2 separate regions of the Homo sapiens genome follow, and region 1 is linked to region 2. A link is an interaction called in ENCODE POLR2A ChIA-PET data of the cell type or tissue named here. Cell type or tissue: OCI-LY7. All regions are shown on one strand.

Evidence for each region. ChIA-PET counts read pairs that join two places held together with the same protein. Peaks named below come from ENCODE experiments on the same cell type or tissue, not always from the same donor. Only the 100,000 strongest peaks of a DNase experiment are listed, where the experiment ranks them.
Region 1: POLR2A ChIA-PET joins it to region 2 with 8 read pairs; 2 of 35 experiments call an interaction of 5 or more read pairs at or near these places.

Annotation. Positions count from the first base shown.
Region 1 is chr1:150,908,794-150,911,293 of GRCh38, reverse strand. All of the region lies in intron 1 of CTXND2 (cortexin domain containing 2), which reads right to left. The region is part of intron 1 of LOC107985204 (a long non-coding RNA gene); the gene reads left to right. Among named protein-coding and RNA genes, the nearest start is that of SETDB1, 16 kb to the left of the region's middle. In OCI-LY7, no CTCF peak of the experiment used is centred here; a DNase peak (open chromatin) is centred at 1,293.
Region 2 is chr1:150,665,736-150,668,235 of GRCh38, reverse strand. The region is part of intron 2 of GOLPH3L (golgi phosphoprotein 3 like); the gene reads left to right. Among named protein-coding and RNA genes, the nearest start is that of GOLPH3L, 30 kb to the left of the region's middle. In OCI-LY7, no CTCF peak of the experiment used is centred here; no DNase peak of the experiment used is centred here.

The sequences.
Region 1 (2,500 bases), 240 kb before region 2:
TACAAAGACAGACATACAAATCAATGGAATAGAATTGAGAGTCCAGGGCCAGGCACGGTGGCTCACGCCTGTAATCCCAGCACTTTGGGAGGCCGAGGCAGGCGGATCACTTGAGGTCAGGAGTTCAACACCAGCCTGGCCAACATAATGAAACCCTGTCTCGACCAAAAAAAAAAAATACAAAAATTATGGCCAGGCACGATGGCTCATGCCTGTAAGCCCAGCACTTTGGGAGGCCGAGGCAGGCGGATTATGAGGTCAGGAGATCGAGACCATCCTGGCTAACACGGTAAAACCCCGTCTCTACTAAAAATACAAAAAATTAGCTGGGCGTGGTGGTGGGCACCTGTAGTACCAGCTACTCCGGAGGCTGAGGCAGGAGAATGGTATGAACCCAGGTGGCAGAGCTTGCGGTGAGCCGAGATCACGCCACTGCACTCCAGCCTGGGTGACAGAGCGAGACTCTGTCTCAAAAAATAAAAAAAAATACAAAAATTAGCCAGGCATGGTGATGCATGCCTGTAGCCCCAGCTACTTGGGAGGCTGAGGCAGGAGAATCACTTGAAACCAGGAGGCAAAGGTTGCAGTGAGCCGAGAGCATGCTACTGCACTCGAGCCTGGGCGACAGAGTGAGACTCTGTCTCAAAAAAAAAAAAAAAAAAATTGAGAGTCCAGAAATAAACCCATGTATCTATGACCAAGTAATTTTAAACTAGGGTACCAAGAAAATTCGGTGAGGAAAGAAAACAAATGGTGCTGGGACAACTGGATAGCCACATGCAAAAGAATTAAGTTAGACCCTTATTTTGAAATGAACCCAATAGTCCCATAGTTTTTTTTGTTTCAACAGAAATTGACCCTTCTTGCTGGGCGTGGTGGCTCACGCCTATAATACCAGCATTTTGGGAGGCCGAGGAGGGCGGATCACCTGAGGTCAGGAGTTTGAGACCAGCCTGGCCAACATGGCGAAACCCCATGTCTACTAAAAATATAAAAATTAGCTGGGTGTGGTAGCACACACCTGTAATCCCAGCTACTCAGGAGACTGAGGCAGGAAAATTGCTTGAACCTGGGAGGCAGAGGTTGCAGTGAGCTGAGATCATGCCACTGCACTCCAGCCTGGGTGACAGATGGAGACCCGTCTCAAAAAAAAAAAAAAAGAAAAAAAAAAAACAGAAAAAAGAAAAAGAAATTGACCTTCTGGTCTTAAAGCTTAAAACTTACATTTGTTTTATGTTGAGTTCCTTCTTCAGGAAAGGGCCACCAGGCCTCTCAAAAAAAGTATCAAGGAACTGAAACTCAACCAGATCATCCCATCCTGACAATGAAGTGCAAGACCCCTCATTGGTCACAAGTGCTTTCTTGGCCTCCTGAGTTCCTGTTTTCCTACACATTGTTACATTTCTTCCTTGCTATATAAACCTCTAATTTTAGTTGGTCAGGGAGATGGATTTGTGACTGAGTTCCGGTTTCCTCTGCTGCAGCACCTGAGTAAAGCCTTCTTCTTTGGCAATACCTGTCATCTCAGGGGCAGGTATTGCTCATCTTTCTGTGTGGTGAGCAGCAGGACCTAGACCGAACTCCTGGTGTTTTGGTAACAATTTCACACCACATACAAAGATAAACTTAAAATGGATCAAAGACCTAAATGTAAGGATTCTTAGATATGACAGCAAAATCACGAGCAACAAAAAAGAGAGAAACTGGACTTCATCAAAATTTAAAACTTTTTTCTTTGAGACAGGGTCTCACTTTGTCACCCAGGCTGGAGTGCTATGGTGCCGTCTGGGGTCACTGCAGCCTCGACCTCCCAGGCTAAATTGATCCTCCCATCTCAACCTTCCAAGTAGCTGGGACTACAGGTGCACGTCATCATGCCCGGCTAATTGTTTTTTGTTTGTTTGTTTTGGTAGAGATGGAGTTTCACCATGTTGCCCAGGCTGGTCTCAAACTCCTGGGCTCAAGAGATCTGCCCTCCTTAGCCTCCCAAAGTGTTAGGATTGTATGAGCTACTGTGCCTGGTCAACACTTTTGTACTTTTTTTTTTTTTTTTTTTGAGAAGGAGTCTTGCTCTGTCGCCCAGGCTGGAGGGCAATGGCGTGATCTCGGCTCACTGCAACCTCTGCCTCCCAGGTTCAAGCGATTCTCCTGCCTCACCCTCCCGAGTAGCTGGGATTATAGGCGCCCCCACCATGCCCGGCTACGTTTTGTATTTTTAGTAGAGTCGGGTTTCACCATGTTGGCCAGGCTGGGCTCAAACTCCTGACCTCAGGTGATCTGCCCCCCTTGGCCTCCCAAAGTGCTGGGATTACAGGCGTGACCCACTGCGCCCAGCCAACTTTTGTACTTTAAGAAGCTTATTATCAAGAAAATGGGCTGGGCACGGTGGCTTATGCCTGACCAGCACTTTGGGAGGATGAGGTGGGAGGATCACTTGAGGTCAGGAGTTTGAGACCAGCCTGGGTAGTAAGGAGATACCTTGTTTCTTAATTTTTTTTTT
Region 2 (2,500 bases):
TTACTTTTAAGCATAAATTTATGCTTTCAAAAATATTTTTGCGGCATAAGGGATATTCTCTCCTTAAGGAATTTGTAGTCTGGTCAGGAGAAATAGTTGTTTGCAATATGATATAATAGAAGTTATGAGAGAAGTATGTATGGGCACACCCAGGTGCAGAACCTAATCCAGAGGGTGGAGTGGAGAAGTAAACAATGTTAGAGAAGGTTATGTGGAAATGTGACCCCTGTACTTAACGCTTAACTACAAAGAGGAGTTTTGGAAGGAAGAATATTGGTTCTTTTCAACAGAGCAGTGTGTGCAAAGGCCAATAGGGGAAAGAGGCCAAAGAAAAGACTAGTGGGCCGGGCGTGGTGGCTCACTCCTGTAATCCCAGCACTTTGGGAGGCCGAGGCAGGCGGGTCACGAGGTCAGGAGATCAAGACCATCCTAGCTAACACGGTGAAACCCCATCTCTACCAAAAATATAAAAAAATTTAGCTGGGTGTGGTGGCGGGCGCCTGTAGTCCCAGCTACTCGGAGGCTGAGGCAGGAGAATGGCGTGAACCCGGCAGGTGGAGCTTACAGTCAGCCGAGATTGCGCCACTGCACTCCAGCCTGGGTGACAGAGAGAGACTCCGTCTCAAAAAAAAAAAAAAAAGAAAGAAAAAAAAAGAAAAGACTAGTAAATAGCCACTTTTGTTTTGTTTTGTTTTGTTTTTACAGACAAGGTCTCGCTGTGTTCCCAAAGGCTGGCCAACTCTTGGCCTCAAGCGATCCTCCTGCATTAGCCATTTGGATTCCATCCTGAAGGCTGAGAGGAATGTTTGAAAGATTTTTAAGCATGAGGGGAGGGAGTTATATCATTACACTTGATGTTAAAGATTGTCCTGGCTATAGCAGGACAAATAGAATTAGAGGTCCTCTAGCCCTGGCAGTATGGTGGTCAGATATTAAGTCTTGAATAAGCTTAATTTTTAATGTATTATTGAGTCTTGGAAAGTAGAAATAATCTTCAAGGGGCCCCCAAACACCAAAATTAAAATCCAAGAGGTGAGCAATAAAGATAACATGAAGATCAAATTACCCTGGGGCAAATTACCAAATCAGTCTTGAGATTCAGGAGTTGGTTGGTCAGGAATAAACTTGATGGTTGAGGTAAAGTGGGGAAACTAGGCTTAAATGTGCTCCCAGTTGTGTGGCACTCCCACAATCCCTCTGTACTTGGCTCTCGGCAGAAACAGATCTTTCCCTCTGAAGGAAGATGTCCTCAATTTAGGCCTCCAGAATCTCGTAAATTCACAAAACGTTAAACGTGAACCTCTTAATCAAAGATCATCAAACATACAAACAAGGAAGAAGTGACAAATAAAGTCCTCAGATATTGTCAGGTATCAAGGACCTCATATATTGTCCCATATTAAAATAATCAGACTAAAAATATGACATTTTTAAAGAAATAAAATAATCACAAAATAAACAAAAAATCACAAATCACCAGACAAATGTGAAAAATAACTAAATAAAACTTCTACTAATGAAAAATTGTTGAAATCAAAATCTCAGGGTTAGTTTGAATTAGTAAATAGGAAGCCGGATATTTTTTAAAAACTCTCCAAAGGCCAGGCTGGTGGCTCATGCTTGTAATTCCAGCACTTTGGGAGGCTGAGGCAGGCAGATCACCTGAGGTCAGGAGTTCAAGACCAGCCTGGCCAACATGATAAAACCCCATCTCCACAAAAAAATTAGCCAGGCGTGGTGAGGTGCACCTGTAATCCCAGCTACTTGGGAGGCTGAGGCAGGAGAATTGCTTGAACCTGGGAGACGGAGGTTGCAGTGAGCCGAGATTGTGCCATTGCACTCCAGCCTGGGTGACAGGTGAGACTCCATCTCAGAAACAAACAAACAAACAAAAACTCTCCAGAAAGCAATACAGAGAACAAGCAAATGGAAAATATAAAAGGTTAAAAGACGGGGTTAAAATAAAGACTGAAGTCCTAGAAGGAAAGAAAAAAGAAAATAAAGGAGAGCCAAAGTGCTTAGAGACCTAAGAGCTGAGAATTTTTGAAGCTAAGAAATGAAACCACAGTTATGGGAAGCACAACATATACCAAACAGAATAAATAAATTCATGCACAGTCATGTTATAGTAAAACTGCAAAACACCAAAAGAGAAGATCTTAAAGGACCAAAGAAAAGATACACCACCTACAAAAAAACCACAATCAATAAGAAAGATAGATTTCTCACTGCTATATTAGAAGCTGGAAGAAGAGGGCATACTATCTTCAATGTGATAACCTGGAATGATCAACCTGGAATTTTATGTCCAGAGAAACTATCTTTCAAGGATGATGGTGAAATACAAAGACATTTCAGATAAGCAAAATAGAAACTGCCTCCAACAGACTTTCACTTAAGGAAATTCTACTTTAGGAAGAAGAAAAATGGTGCCAGAAAGGAAGTCTGAGATACAGGAAGGAACGGTGAGCAAAGAAATTCGTAAGCACCTGTGTAAATC